2 separate regions of the Homo sapiens genome follow, and region 2 is linked to region 1. A link is a loop called in an ENCODE intact Hi-C map of the cell type or tissue named here. Cell type or tissue: endothelial cell of umbilical vein. All regions are shown on one strand.

Region 1 (8,000 bases):
GTGAATATGGTCAGCTAGACTAAACTTGACTCTTTTTTTTAATGGCTTTTTTATCTGTGAACATTCAGATAAGTGGATTTTCAAGTACTGGTTGGGGATGGGAATCGTGCTTTTCTTTAAACTTCAGTTTACGAGATGCTTTGAGAGCGTTAGGCAAAAGCAGAAATAAATATCAGGAGCAACGGGGAAAGCTTTATAAAAGATCATGGTGGCCACTGTTGCAGCTTTGAAGAATGAGTGCTGGCTTGAACAGTTCTTTGCCTGCATCATTGGTAGCTGCACTGAAAGGAAAAAACTTTCACCTTAAGAATTTGAAAAGGAAGAAACCTGGGCTCTGGTCTTCATGGCATTTAGACTGAGATGCTTAAACAGAACAGAAGTAATACGCATTTCCTGCCATAGGATAGGGAAAATGTAACAAGCTGGTTGCTCTTGAGGTTAGAAAATTGTCTGTTTCTCTGTGGATGAAGCTGGATTTACTTGAAAATGGAGAGTTGGCTTATTGTTTGAATATTGGGACATCAAGCTATCTATAGCCAAGTTTCAGTCGCAACCAGTTTTCCCTTTGTCTGGGGTAAATTCGATACAAAATGATTCTTTTTGAATCCTGAATCCATAAATTACACTTTTTTTTTTCAAATTCACAAAATTCACAGTGGTGCTGACTGTGTAATAACCACTATTGGGAAACATCCCGTAAACCTGCCTGTTGCCATGCCAATGGAGTGACTGAACTGGTGACATCTGTTTGAGCATGCTTTGTGTGGCTGGTAGAATGCCACCGTTGTGCATACACTTTGTACATCAGGGGTGAAGGGAGGGTTTTCTAGATTATTGGGGGAGGGTAAAATTGGGATTTTTTTGTTGTTCCTTTTTTGATGGGGTGTGGGGGTATAGTACTCAGCTTATGCCCTAAAATAACATGTATAAAAACCCCTGAAGTATTGTGTGGGTGTGTACGTGTGAGTGTGTGTTTGTATACATCTGGCAATTAAAGCTTTGTCTTCTGGAACTTAGTGAATTCTTTTCTCTTTTTCCTCCAGAAGTATTTGTTACAAGATTTGTAAATAAGAGCTCTACTTAGTTTGTTTACCATGAACATGTTGCAGCAAACCTTATGCATCTAATTCCTACAAGGTTAAAGAAAGGCTTTTAGACTTGCCAGGTTAAGCAACAGCCAAGTTCTCAGTAATTGTTTGCCTTGATTTATCTTTTAGACTTCATTTTGCCAGCTCTAAAACTCCCAGTCTTCCTTGATTTTAGTCCTTAATCTTTTATGTTCTGAGCAGGAAGGGTAAAAGACAGGAACCTGCTTCACTGTATTAACTAGTCCATGGGCTGAGACCGGGGCATCTCTTTTCTTCATACTGCAATGTTGCTAGATACATGATCAGACACCAGAGGGTTGGGCATTCTTGCAATACCTTAACAGTGCTGAAATCTGCAGCATGGTACTAAGGAAGTTAAAGTTTGAATGTAACCACTTTATTTAAAAGGTTTTTTTCTTTAATTTAAATGAAATGGGGTTGAAGTGAACATGATTTTGTTGACCATGTTCGTGAATTACAGATGCAACATGCATTGGTAGAATCGTGTGATGGTCTTTTGTGATACTTAATTTTTACATATCCCAGTCTCTGTATGTATCTGCATAGACAAAGAAAAAACAAACTCCTGCTTTGCTTTTATTGAAGGGTTTCCAGGACTGCGTGTCTGCTCCTGAGCTCTGTTTTAAGTATGTGTATCCTTTGCTTGTATTTTGTATTAAAAAAATAAGAAAAAGAAGCCTTTATTGTTGAGCATGTTGGCATTGTCCCCTTTATTTTTTTCTCTTTTTGGGACATATGAAGCAAGTTATTCTTTTTCTGTATCTTTTTTTCTTTTGTAAACTTTTTTTTTGTTTTGTTTAAAAATGGCTTTATAAAAGGGCTTTTATAACCCAGATGTGTGCTCTGTGTACTTCTTGTAATACCTTAAAGCAAACACACTAACTTACACAGCTTTGTTAATCAGCTCCCAGTTCAGCCTGACTTTGTGGGAACTTATTTCCCTAATAAATTATTTAGAAACTTTAACAGTGACCATCCCTGTTGTTGGTAAAAGATAAACATGTCTTGGTTCAAAAGTTAATACCTCAGGATGGAATCAAGAAGCAGTAGACTTACCAGTTTGATTAATTAAGGGAGCACTGGACTGGGTGCGTAAGGATTCTTAATTAGCATTTTTTCTCATGTTTACATCCAAGGTTATGAAGTGTTGTGGAAAGCAAAGTTTAACAATCATATATAATAAAAGATAATGTTTATACTCACAGAACACACTTGCATTCAATTCCAAATACCCATAAGAACTACGCTGAATTTTGAATTAAAGATTACTTGTTAGGTGGACAATGTGGTACAAGATCCCTCTTTAGAACTGGGCTGATATTGTAGCTATTAGGGCTTTTTTCTTTTTAACTTTTCCTCTTGTTTACATACTTGCCTTGTCAGCCAAATACTATAATTGAAATGCAAATTTGGCTTTGAAATTAAATGCTTTGTGCATCCTGTTATCCGTCAGTGACTAGCTAACTTTTTAAATTTCTTTCTTTCTTTTTTTTTTTTTTTTTTTTGAGATGGAGTCTTGCTCTTGTCGCCCAGGCTGGAGTGCAATGACATGATCTCAGCTCACTGCAAACTCCACCTCCCGGGTTCAAGTGATTCTCCTGCCTCAGCCTCCCAAGTAGCTGGGATTACAGGCATACACCACCACACCTGGCTAATTTTTGTATTTTTAGTACAGACGGGGTTTCACTATGTTGGCCAGGCTGGTCTTGAACTCCTGATCTCAAGTGATCTGCCCACCTCGGCCTCCCAAAGTTCTAGGATTATAGGCGTGAGCCACCCCTCCCGGCCATTTTATTCTTTTTCGGAGATATGAGAGTCTTGCTATGTTGCCTGGGCTGGTCTCAAATTCCTGGACTCAAGGGATCCTCCTGCTTCAGCTCCCCCAGTAGCTCAGATTACAGGTGCAGGCACACTGCCCACATACATTTATTTCTTAATATAATGAGTTGTCTCAGGTTAAAGTTGAATTTGGATGAGCATTAACCATCTACTTTTCCTCATAATCCTTAAGTATTTTATGGATAACATAGACAATTTTATGTTTCAGGACAGTGCTGAAGAAATGCAGTCTGATTTAAAGGATTTCAAAAACCAACAAGTGGATAAACAGATGAAGAGAGGTTAAAACACACTTGGAGCTACCTAGACTCCTATCCATGAACATCGGTATACAGTACTACACTGTAGTTGTGCAACACATATTACCTCATTTAATTTTTCCAACAACTGTGAGATCGGCAAGTGTTTGTTCTTCCAATATTGTAAAGAATAACCTGGTTCAGGTAAGATGAGGTTTTATGTGGTACCTGATGTAGCTAGTATGTAGTACAACAAGGGTTTGAATCAGTGCTGTGTGCTTTAAGTTATCACAGTTGTTCGTTCTAAAGCCAGCTCCCTTTGGTATACATGGGTCCCTTAAGCCTTCTTCCTGGTATTGAGCTTTTGAGCATTTTGCTGTTCTCTCACATCTCCCAGTAACAGTGATACTTGAACCAGTCCAATGAGTTACATCAAAGATTTAATGGGGAAAGTCGGAAACTTCAATGAGTAAGGAGATTTCTCATTGAATACTTCGGTTTGCTTGAAAATCCTGGTGACCCCTAGACACAAAGCCTCAAATTATTTAAAAGCTTTTATTTTCTGATTATGTCTCATGATAGTGACTGTTGAGGAAAATGTTCGTCATGTTGACTGTATAGCAGTTACAGTCTGCCAGTAGAGGGCAGTGTTTGTCCTCCATAGGTAGTGGAATGCTTGCTCTCCCCATCTCATTTTTAGATACTATCAGACTAGGCTCAGGACATTTTTAGATACTGTCGGCTAGGCTCAGTTGATATTCTGCAAGTGTATCAACACCTTGCCACTTACTTGGGTTATCGAAGCCCTGTGATCAGTGTACCCAGTTAACATCCTAATGTATGTAGCAGCAATCTTTTCTGAATTTTAAATAGGAAATAGAATTTCTTGATTCATGCACATCTGTCTTCTTGTGTTGTTCCCTCTTTATATCTCCTAAGCCTATGTGGATAACATCCCGAAATAGAAGTGCAGACTGAAATTTCAAAATGCAGCTGTGAACTCTTTGCCCTATTTTGAAACAGGTGTTGTCTTTGAAATTGCCTTCCAGCTCAAAAGCCTTGTTTCTTGTACAATCAGCACTGATATGTGTTCACACACAACAAATACTTAGATTTGTTTTCAAGGTAATATGGTAGTTTGTGTTCCTTTATCTTGATGACTTGCTTCTCTTTTCCTCCATTATCTTACTAGAATAGATAGGTACTCATTTTGACATGCTTTGGCTGGGTCACCACCAAGAGAAATCAGTATTATTCATGGGTGTGCCCCCTGGTTCAATAGTAAACCCTGCACAAATATTGTGAAATAAATGCTGTGTTAATTCTGGGGTCAGGGAGTGAGAGGGTACAGCCAGAGTTCCCATCCTAATAAAGCAAATAATTACTTTAAACTATGATAACAAAATGTTGGAAATAATTGTTTGCCTTGATTTAGCAGTAAGCTGGCACCCAGAAGGGATTTGTTTAAAAATCTAACTTTAAGGAACAGGTTGATCAAGGAAGAGTACACATATATATTATTATTGGTAATGTTTTAGCTATTAAGTTGAATACACAAACCCTTTTATTAGAATGTGTAAGACCACCTCCTTGGCTGATGTACAAAGCAATGTGTGTAATAGTTATACTTTTTCCATCTTGGGAAGAAACACAAATACACAGTCTATATGTAGTCAGGGCTCTCCTGATTATAAGAGATTAGGGTAGATGGGTAAAGTAAGGCTCTGAAGGAGATAGAAAGTCATTGATCCAAGAAAAATGATAGCCTAAATTTTAGGATATGATAACTACCAATTTGGTAACCCTAGCTGATTGGTTATCTGGTAAGAAGTGTCTCATCCATAAAGAACTGAACGTGTGTAGTAATATAATTAACAAAAAATAAGGTGCAGTGGCTCACACCTGTAATCTCAACATTTTCAGAAGCTGAGGCAGGAGGATTGCTTGAGGCCAGGAGTTCATACCAGCCTGGAAAACAGTGAGATCCTGTCTCTACAAAAACAAAATAAACAAGTTAGCTGTGTATAGTGGCATGCACCTATAATCCCAGCTACTGGGGAGGCTTAGGAGGAAGAATCACCTGAGCCCAGGAGTTCAAGGCTGCAGTGAGCTATGATCGCACCACTGCACTCCAGCCTGGGTGACAGAATGAGACCCTGTCTCTTAAAAGATAAAAAGAAATAACGAAAAATAGATTGTGAAACACTGGTGTTTACCAAGAAGTGTGTAGACAGTGACCCACACTGGATCCTCATTTTGTGGCTATAAATTGGGTCTCTTGTGGTTCACTAATTCAGCCTAGAGGAATACAAATACTAAACACTTTAAAAATATCGTTTTACTTCTAAGGTAATCAGGAATAATGATATAGCTAAGCTCTTTTATAAGGCACTAAATGTCTTTAGGAATCAAAGACTCAATGGACGTTCTGTTTAGACCTTGGAACATAATCTGGGGCTTCAGTAACCTGACTTCAAATCTAATGCATGCCACATCTCAGTTACAAACCCCAAGCTCCCCCTGTTTTGTCTTTTCCTCCTGCTTCTGACCTAATTAACCCCATCTTTCTTTTCCTTCGTGTGTGTATGTGTGCGTGTGTGTGTGTGTGTGTGTGTGTGTGGATGAACAGTTAGTTTCCATGGGGTTAGCGTTTTTGAGGCAAAAATATTGTTTATACATCAACTAGATAGTCCTAGAGGTGGATGGGGAACCAGCTGTTCGGTAGAGAGCCACACAGTTGGCCTGAGTACAAGATAAATAGCATTCCTAAGCTCTGTTGTAGGGAATGCTGGTGTGACTTGAAGTACACAGGATATACACAGTATCTAGTTCAAAAGAGTGGTTTTTGTGCTAAACCTTATAAAATCACCAGTCCTGGGCCATTGGCAAAGCAAGTCAGTCCTTTTCTCACCTTGCTTTCCTTTCTCTTGCCATGCACTTAAGGGAAGCAATAAGACCTCTAATATTTAGCTCTTGGGCTACTCTTCTCTAGAAGTCAACACCATTGCACAGTCACTGTGCAATGAGAGAAGCAGATGGCTCTCTCTCTGGGAGAGCTAAGTCTAAGTAAGGACACACTAATAATACCAGACAGTGGAAACAGGAGTTCTTAGAGCACGTGTTGCTTCCACAGGTCACCTCTGAATTAGCCAGCAATATTTATTGACAATGAAAATTGTGGTGACTATATTCCACCAAAAATTGGGATCTGTGCTACAATGAAGAGTTCTTTCATATTCCTCAACAGGAAAAACAGTTTAAGGTATAGTTTGGTTCTCATGATATTGGCATGTCTGGATACTTCTATGGTTTAAGGGACTGAAGCAGACAATGTTGAAAACTGGAGTATTCCAGGTAATGTATGTGAATAGTATAAAAAGTGCAACAGGTGTTCCACAGCAGAGTTCAGAACAGCACATCGTGCTAACTATAGCATGAGTAGTCATTTGTTTTATTTGAACCCCCAATCACTTTTCCTTGTCTGGCGACCTGCTTTGGAGAAGCTATGTGGCTGGTTGCAGATGAAGTCAGATCAATCGACAGGGTGATCTTGGGCAAGTCAGCTTATCCGCCTACCTCCCACTCTATGCTCGTTTCTTCTTTTTATATAATGAGGATTATAAGGGACTGATTCTCCTCTGCTTCAAAGGGACATTATGGGGCCGGGCACTGTGGCTCATGCCTGTAATCCCAGCACTTTGGGAGACAAAGGCAGGCGGATCGCCTGAGATCAGGAGTTCGAGACCAGCCTGGCCAACATGGTGAAACCTGTCTCTACTAAAAATACAAAAATTAGCTAGGTGTGGTGGCAGGCGCCTGTAATCCCAACTACTCGGGAGGCTGAGGCATGAGAATTGCTTGAACCCGGGAGATGGAAGTTGCAGTGAGCCAAGATTGCGCCATTGCACTCCAGCCTGGGTGACAAAGTGAGAGTCCATCTAAAAAAAAAAAACAAACCAAAAGGACATTATGAGAATAAGTGAGGCCATGGGTACTTAATGCCTAGAACACAGGCTGTCTATGCACATATGTTGCTATTGGCACTGTAGACCAACTAGCCTCAAACAAAAGCAGCGATGTACCTCCAGGCAAGGTTTATGGGGGCTGAAAACCTCATTCCTGCAGAACTGAAATCCTTTTAGCTTTGTCTCTGAAGTATAAATGAGTTATTTATTAGTAAGAACACTTACTCTTGCAGAAAGGTAAACTTTAACCAGCTCACAGTATAGGATGGTTTTAGAGGGGAGGGAAGAGTGACAGTAACTTCCAAGTCACCTGCACTAGTAAAAGTTTTGTTTTGTTTTGTTTTGTTTTTTCCCAGTGTACGTACACAGAATTATTGATTGGATCTTGAATGCTTCTTTAGCTTCTCCTAGGAAAAAAATAATTTTATCCAATGGTTTCAAACTGTATTTCTAGTTATGGGATATATATTACAAGTGAGAGAACATTCATTTTGGACTGGAAACCTATTACAAATACTTGTCAATAGCATATTTTCAGTCTATGAAATCATCCTATTTTTGTGTCCTTGATCTTTCAAGTTCAATACCAGAAAGGAAGCCACAAAACTTACTGGAGCCATGATTGGGGACAGAATCCTGGGGCTCAGCTGGGCTGTTTTACTGATGAAATGTGACATCCTGTGTTCTCACAATACTGAAGTCTCACTAGAATGCTTTTTGTGGGTGGCCCCTATCATGAGACCCTTACATAGACTGATAACATTTTGGCAATTGAACCCCAGGGACAAGCTATAAGATAGACACCGCCCTCATCCCCCGCAAATTCTCTTCAATCTTTGGGGAAGAAA
Region 2 (8,000 bases), 120 kb after region 1:
CAGCATGCTGGGGAAGGTGCTGCTGAGAAACAGGCCCAGGCTTGCCGTCCCCACGAACAGGAAGACGACGTTGTAGGAGAAAATAAGCAGCACCAGGAACGTCACCACCACGCCAACCTGTCGCGGCAGAGGTGGAGGCGGTTAGGAATTGCGAAAAGCTGAGCATCGGTGGTGAGGAACCGCCAGGAGTCGGCGTCTCCTGGCTTGGCGTTTCCTCTCTAGCCCAAGGAGCCCAGCTGTGTGACCCGCGCGCCACCCCGTGGACCAGGCGGGAACCGCAGTGTTCCGGGGACCGTTCTGACATCTGGAAGGAAGCGTGGAAAGGAGACCCCCGCCTAGACATCTTCCCACCTAGACATCTCCCCTAACAGCTACGGTACACGCTGCGTAAGCATTTGGGGACTGAGGACTACCTGTCCCCAAGGTCTTATCTGTAACCGCGGGAACTCCACCCAAGCCAATTTCATCAGCTCTCTCTGCCCTGCCAGCCCTGGGGGTAGGAGAGTCTCTGTTTCTTTGTGAGAAGCTGCTTCTCTTCTCCTGAAAGCCAAGAGTGCACAGACAGGAAGCCATCAGATAGCAGGGGAAGAGGGGTGGTGGCAGCAGGGTCCCATCCTCTGGGAATCCTAGCCAGCCACCCAGGGAGAGGGTCAGTGGCTGTGGCAGTCAGCTTGGCACCCTCAGATTTGGCTCAGATTCCCATGGGCAGATGCTAACCTATGGTTGGAGACCCAGAAATCTTTCTTTTCTTTCCTTTTTTTTTTTTTTTTTTTGAGAGACAGGGTCTCACTCTGTTGCCCAAATTGGAGTGCAGTGGTGCAATCTCAGCTCACTGCAGCCTCGACCTACAGGGCTCAAGCGTTCCTCCCACCTCAGCCTCCTGAGTAGCTGGGACCTCAGGCATGTGCCACCACGCCTGCTAATTTTCTGTATTTTTAGTCGAGAAAGGGTTCGCCATGTTGCCCAGGCTGGTCTTGAACTTCTGGGCTCAAGCAATCCATCTGCCTCAGCTTCCCAAACTGTTGGGATTACAGGCATGAGCCCCCACGCCCAGCCAAATCTTTCTAGTTCAGTAAAGGTCTCTGTCATACAGGCATGTTTTTGTTAATATAACCATATTTCTAAGTTCTTTAAACACGTTTTTATGTCTGCATTGAGTCACTTCTGTGCAAGATGTATCTGGGAATAAACCCAGGCAGCACAAGATTTGGGGTCAGAAGACCCAGGTGGAAGTCCCGATGTGTTTTTTACCAGCTGTGGAACCCAGAAGTAGCTGATTGCTCTGATTCTTAACTTCCTAATCTGCAAAATAGGAATAGTTACAAAAGCCACACTAAAGAGTGGTGGTGAAATAATACAGATGAAGGGGCTCTGTAAACTGTGGTGCTTCAGACAAATATGAGTCCTAGTGTTTCTCTGTGGGCTTTTCTTAGACGTCTCAGGAGATAAGGATCTTCTATAGCAGCCTATGGCTTTGAGGTAAAAATCTCCTGGATGAAGACATCTGTTTCTTTAAAAAGTAAGTACAGACTATAGAGCTAGGCAAGAAATCTCATCCAGCTCCCAACCCCTCCACTTCTGGGCATGCAGAAAGGAAAGACTTTCAGGGTTGGGAGCCGATCCTGGGAGAGTTGCTCCAATTGGAAAATCAAAGCCGGTGCTCCTAATCCTTGAGGCCTTTACGCTCCTCTAGCAGCCCTTCCGTCTCTGCCACAGGATCTGTTAGGTGGAAGGTGGTCTCGAGGCTCAGAGGCCTTACCCAGACAGACTTCCTTCCCTGGGGAGGGATCAGCCACAAAACAGTGGCCGAAGGAGAGAAACACATTCCCTTCAGAATGGAAATGGAAAGACAAAAGACTTCTTTCATGCAGTAAAAATATGAAAGTCATAGCATAACTATGGTTCCAAAGGTCATGTCTTTCTTTGGCACAGAACATGGTCCCTGAGATCCATTTGTTCTTGCTTTCCCCTCTGTTCACTCTCTCAATGTTGGGGTGGCCCAGGATTCTCTTCTGGCTCTTCCATGTCCGCAGTGCCCTGCTCCACGTTTCACCTGCCTCTACAGCAGGCATGCTTGTATCTATCCCTCTAGCCATGAGCTGTGTCCAGGACTCCGGACTTGCACCTAAAGCTGCCCCTTGGATATAGTCAGTCCCTGGATGACTAACCATGTGGCCCAAACTAGACTCTTAATTTCCTCTGCCAATCCTACTCCTGCACACATCAAGTGAGGGCATCCCAGTCATGCAGTTGCTCAAGTCCTGTGTCTAAGGTCCTTGATTCCTCCTTTCCTTACCTCCCACACCTGGGTCAGCAACAAGTCCTGTCCACACCATCTCAAAAAACATGTTCGATCCTTGTACTGCTCCAGATCCATCCAGACCACCCCATCCCAGCCACCTCCCTCTTGCGCCTGGACTACAATAACAGACAGTCTGTGTTTGACTCTTGCCAGCTACAGTCTGTTCTTCCACACTGGAGTGCACTTTTAAAATGCAGTGCAAGTGGCTGGAGATGGTGGCTCCTGTCTAGTTCTACCACTTTGGTAGGCTGAGGCAGGAAGGATCGCTTGGGCCCAGGAGTTCAAGACCAGCCTGGGCAACATAGTGAGACCCTGTCTCTCTAAAAAAAACAATAATAAATTTTAAAAATGCAATGCAAGCTATGTTAGATGGAAATGTGAAACATCACGGGGCACCTGTATAAGTGTCGTTTACTTCATAGCATGAATAAATGTATCTGTGAGATGCAAAAAAATAAAAAGAAAAAAGAAAATGCAACGCAGACCTGCTTAAAACCTATTGGCTTCCTGCCCACTTAGAATAAAATTCAAAGCCCACCTTACAAAACCCTGAGGATGTAGCCCCTGTTTACTTCCCCATCCTCATCTTTTTCTGCTCCCGATCCCCCACCCTGCCTACCGTGCTCCCCCCAAGTTAGCCTCCTAGCCCCTAACCCAGGCCTTTGAACACGGGCCTTTGAACTTCAGCCAGGCCTGCTCACCTCCTGCCTTCAGGGGCTGGCACCTTCTTAATATTCAGTGTTCAACTTAGGAGCCTGGGACAGATGCCGGGGTTTGGAAGCCGCCACTCCTGCTCCTCTTCTTCCACCTGGCTACCCCATGTACAAACCACATGCATTTCCAGCCATGCCTCAAAGACCGTCACCCTGAAAATCCCTAAATTTGGGGAAGTTTGAAAGACACCCGAGTCTTATTTTAGCCTTGGTGATAGAAGACTAACCAGGACGAACTATCAGCTCCACCAACTCTCTTCCCACGCAGTGTGGCCCCTGCCTCAGCCAGTGACTCAGTCTGGTACTGAGCCTGCATCCCCACTGCCTACACCCTCACCCTCCATCTGTGCTGGGGCACACTGCCCTCCTCTGGCCGGCCGTAAGCTCCCTGGAAGCAAGAACCTTGTCTTCCAGAACTTGGCGGCCTGCAGTTTGCAGCAGGGCTTTGCACATAGCACAAACATACTAAGTCAGGAAGTAGCTGTTGAGCTCCAGGAGAATGCTGAGAACAGGGTGGCCATTAATTTAACCTAGAGAGGAATACTCGGAAGTAGTCACAGTGAATATGACACAGGCACTTCACATCTACACAGGAGAGGCTTGCTCAGGGCCACTCAGCTGCAGTTCCCAAACAGGGTGCCCACAAAAGCAGCTGGAAAGCTTCCAAAACAACCCAGAGGCCCAGGCTCTTCTCCATACCTCCTAAATTAGAATCTCTGGGGTAGGGGTCCATGATCCTATTTTCTCTTTCTTTTTTTTTTTTTTTTTTTTTGATTTGAAGTCTTGCTCTGTCTCTCAGGCTGGAGGGCAGTGGCACCATTTCAGCTCACTGCAACCTCTGCCTGCTAGGTTCAAGTGATTCTCCTGCCTCAGCCTCCTGAGTAGTTGGGATTACAGGCAGGCGCCACCACGCCCGGCTAATTTTTGTATTTTTAGTAGAGATGGGGTATCACCATGTTGGTCAGGCTGGTCTCGAACTCCTGACCTCATGATCCACCCGCCTCGGCCTCCCAAAGTTCTGGGATTACAGGTGTGAGCCACCGCGCCTGGCCTTTTCATGATCCTATTTTCAAAAAGCAGCTCCAGTGAATCTAATGTATTTGGGAGTCACTTGTTCTAGGACAGTGTTTTCCTGAGCTTGCTGGATGATGTAATTCCCCTGGGGTATTTGTTTAATTTATAGATTGCTATGCCTCCTCCTGGACATTCGGATTCACTCAGTCTGGGTTGGGCCCAGGAACCTGATTTTCCTTTTTAAAACCCAGCACTCCAGGTGAGTGTCTATGGGCAATGCCTAACATATGTGGATGCTTCAGACCTTTATTTTCCCAAACCCAGATTTCCACCCACTCTCCTCTGTCTTAGCAATTGGCCTTGTGTCTGACCTAGACAGGGAAGCCAGGGCTGGCCCCATGTCTGTGCCCTTCCTCTTCTGGAACCTTTCCCCTTTGACATCGTTTCGCCCCAACTCCATGGACAGGGGCCTTCCTCCTTGCTGAGCTTAGAGCCTCCTCCACTCCCGCTCTCCATCCCACCTCCCCTCTGTCAGGGCCTTCCTCACTCGGTTACTCTCTCACAATGGTATTTTCACAGACTCCTCCTCCTAATAGGTGTCCTCCCTTTATCCTCTACTATAAGCAGGCCCATACCACCCTGAGTCCTGCAGAACACAACTCCCTTCAACTCAAAAATATTTACAAAGAGAAATGCAAATTCCTCCACTGCTCATCTCCCTCTCACCCTCAACCTCTTGCGTTTGGGTTTATCACCTACCTCCCATCTACATTGAACTGAAATTTCTTTCTTGGGGGTCAACTGGCACGAGGTCAAATCCAAAGGCCTTTCTTGGGGATCATGATCTTTGTCTCTGAAACTGCAACCTTATGTCCAAACCCGCTCTCTGCTAGAAATTCAACCAAGGAAATGCTTTCTTACCTGGACTTAGTACCCTCATTGGGCTACTTGGAAAGGTAGTGAGTTGCAGTTACTAGAGGTGTTTAAGCAGACAGTGAACCCCTTGGAAGGGATGTTATAGATAGAGGTGGCTCAAGCCTGATGGGAGGTTGGACTAGACAATTTGGCAGAAGTCTGTAATGTGGACCCCTGTGTCATGGATGGTGACCTGGATGGACACACCAAGGCAAGGGTCTTAACCCACTGCTCAGGCCCAGACCTCCTGCCTCCTAGGCAGATCAGTTCCTTGAAGGTCATCCTCCATGTCCTGCCTACTTAAGAATCACCTAGCGCTAGGCAGAGTGGCTTACTCCTGTAATCCCAGCACTTTGGGAGGCCGAGGCGGGTGGATCATTAAGAGGTCAGGAGTTCAAGACCAGCCTGGCCAACGTGGTGAAACCCCATCACCATTAAAAATACAAAAATTAGCCAGGCATGGTGGTAGGCACCTGTCATCCCAGTTACTTGGGAGGCTGAGGCAGGAGAATCACTTGAACCTGGGAGACAGAGGTTGCAGTGAGCTGAGATCACACCACTGTGCTCCATCCTGGGTGACAAAGGGAGACCCTATCTCAAAAAAAAAAAAAAAGAGTCACCTAGGAGAGCTACCAAATGCAAATCCCCAGGCCCCAGCCCAGAGGCAGTGATTCCGACGGTTGTGGGATCCCTGGCCTCCACAGCTTTCCACTGACTGGAGGGCTCTGAGCAGCTGGGCACCAAGGTAAACACAGGAGGACCAGGGCCAGCACTGGCTTTCCTCACGCTCATAGCCAGTTGTTGGCTGGGATGGGCTCCACACACTGCAGCCAGCACCTCCTACAGACCTTTCCTTTTATGTTTTAAGGGTATAAGATCAGCAGCCCAGAGAGGGGAAGGGACTTTTCATGGTCACCCAGGTAGGCTCCACCTCCCAGGCTCCCACCCCTTCCTCGTCATCCTCTCTCTCCTCTCTTCCCTCTACTCCTGAGTTCCCATCCTGCTGGCAGAATGTAGGCCTGGGCAAACGTCCTGGGGTAGGGCCAGGAGGAGGCGGCTTCTCCTGGGTCTCTCAGAAGAGAGAGGAGGCTATTCAGCTGCTTACCACGTTGATGAAAACCATGGTGGCCGGCTTCATTCTTGAGGATATGGGAATGGAGAGGAGCCGGCCCAGTGTGATGAAGCCCCAGAAGAGGCTGGGGAGGTAGCCAGCCACCTTGTGTCCCACAGACAGGGGCTTCTCCACAGCATAGCTGTACACGAAGGCGGAATAGGCACCCTGTGGAGAGACCGGGCGCTGTTGAGCACACCTGCAGCCCAGCCAGACAATGACCCTCACAAAGGGAGCCCAGGCTGGGCAGGTGTGGGGAGGGCAGAGGGAGGACTGCCTGTTCCCACTCCCAGAGGCTCAGCCAGGGCTGGGCTTGGAGTCAAGGCCACACTACACACTTGGCTCAAGCTGAGGACAGAAGCTGGGGTGCCTTAGCTTACAGACTGCACTGTGGAGACCTAGGGGTTCCAGAGAGGTGGCTCTGGATCTCCATGGGAGTGCCCGCAGGGCCTGGGCAGACAGGCACTGCTCCCCACTTCAACCAGAGCAGAACATGACTTAAAAAAAAAAAAAAAGGTGTGTGCAAGCATCTGGTTTTACAGATGAGAAAGCAGACAGAAGTGACTTGCCCGAGGTCACACCCAGTGCTGGAAGTCAACCAGTACTGTCACGAGTACTTTCCACCAGGTCATCTAAGTTTTTAGGGCTTTTTCTCTGGAGAGGTCATCATATGGCAATCAGTTGATCAGCCATTCACGACTGCCCTAATATAATCCTAAGAAGTTTCTGGAAAAAGGTGCTAACTAATGTAACAGAGGTCACTAGTGGCATGAACAGCTGGGCCTAAATTCCACCTGAAGCTTGTTTACAACACTGGCTCGAGACACCCAGGTTTGTAATGTATTCCAGGAAGCAAAGTACCCTGTTTATATAGCATGACCTCTAATTGGGGAATAGGGCACCACCCCTTTAAAAAATGCAGGTAGCCTGTCCTTGACAACAGACCAGTTAGGCCCCTACCTATAGCATTAACAAAAATAAAACAAAAATAAAAAACAATTGGCCAAGACAGAAGCCCATAGTACCAACGTGCTGTGACTGATTCTGGAGACAGTCACCCTAGGACTTCAGATTAAATTTTTGAATCAAGTGTACTCCAGGAGAAGTCTCCAGGAAACCTTCATGCTCCTCTCTTTCTCTTGCCTTTCCCAGACTGGAGTCTGGGGGTGAAGGGTCCCCCAGTAGGGGGCGCCCTCTGAGGCAGGCTCACCGTCAACCCATCCGTCATGAACAGTACCAGGGCGCCCGTGATGTGGATGGCAAAGAAGGAATAAGGGGCTCCTCTGAGGTTCTTCCTTTGGCAGCAGCTGAACAGGTCCTCATGCCCTGCAGGAGGCACAGGAAGAACAGGGGTGAGTCTCAGCTTCTGCTCCCTCCCTCTGCATGTCCCAGGGCCGTGGCTGGCAGTCAGAAGAGCCCTGCAGGATGGGGCCCACTTACTGCCTCTACTTTCACGACCTTTCTGTTAGGAATAACCCCTGTCCATCTCCCAGTCTTGGTGGAGCCAAGGCTCAGAGAGGTCAGGTGACTTGCCCAAGGTAACAAAAGGCAAGGCTGAGCAGAATGGAGGGTGAAGTCAGAAGTCTGCCTTCCTCATTCTCTTGGTCAGGTTGCACCATCAGGGCCAAGATTTTCTTTTTTTTTTTTTTTTTTAAAAAAAAAAAGGACTATCACCTGTGGCCAGGCATGGTGGCTTACACCTATAATCCCAGCACTTTGGGAGGCCGAGGCAGATGGATCACCTGAGATCAGGAGTTTGAGACCAGCCTGGCCAACGTGGCGAAACCCCTTCTCTACTTTAAAAATACAAAAATTAGCCAGGTGTAGTGGCATGTGACTGTAATCCCCGCAACTTGGGAGGCTGAGACAGGAGAATCGCTTGAACCTGGGAGGCGGAGGTTGCAATGAGCCGAGATTGCACCACTGCACTCCAGCCTGGGCGACG

What was found. A loop is a pair of places that touch in the nucleus more often than their neighbours do. Peaks named below come from ENCODE experiments on the same cell type or tissue, not always from the same donor. Only the 100,000 strongest peaks of a DNase experiment are listed, where the experiment ranks them.
Region 2: a loop joins it to region 1, with 9 times the contacts of the local background. A loop is called at or near these places in 59 of 110 quality-filtered maps.

Annotation. Positions count from the first base shown.
Region 1 is chr1:205,707,135-205,715,134 of GRCh38, reverse strand. It overlaps NUCKS1 (nuclear casein kinase and cyclin dependent kinase substrate 1), which reads left to right. Exons shown (of 7, transcript NM_022731.5): 7 at 1-2,313. Among named protein-coding and RNA genes, the nearest start is that of SLC45A3, 31 kb to the right of the region's middle. In endothelial cell of umbilical vein, a CTCF peak has its summit at 3,816 (motif pointing right); DNase peaks (open chromatin) are centred at 3,834 and 5,924; H3K27ac peaks cover 342 bases.
Region 2 is chr1:205,584,257-205,592,256 of GRCh38, reverse strand. SLC60A1 (solute carrier family 60 member 1) reads right to left here. Exons shown (of 10, transcript NM_181644.5): 5 at 7,266-7,381; 6 at 6,050-6,223; 7 at 1-117. LOC124904491 (a long non-coding RNA gene) reads left to right here and starts at 112. Exons shown (of 3, transcript XR_007066823.1): 1 at 112-387; 2 at 7,208-7,407. RefSeq lists enhancers at 1-2, 1-261, 82-376, 5,196-5,986, 6,466-6,515. In endothelial cell of umbilical vein, CTCF peaks have their summits at 262 (motif pointing left), 3,395 (motif pointing left) and 7,227 (motif pointing right); DNase peaks (open chromatin) are centred at 136 and 3,416; H3K4me3 peaks cover 149 bases.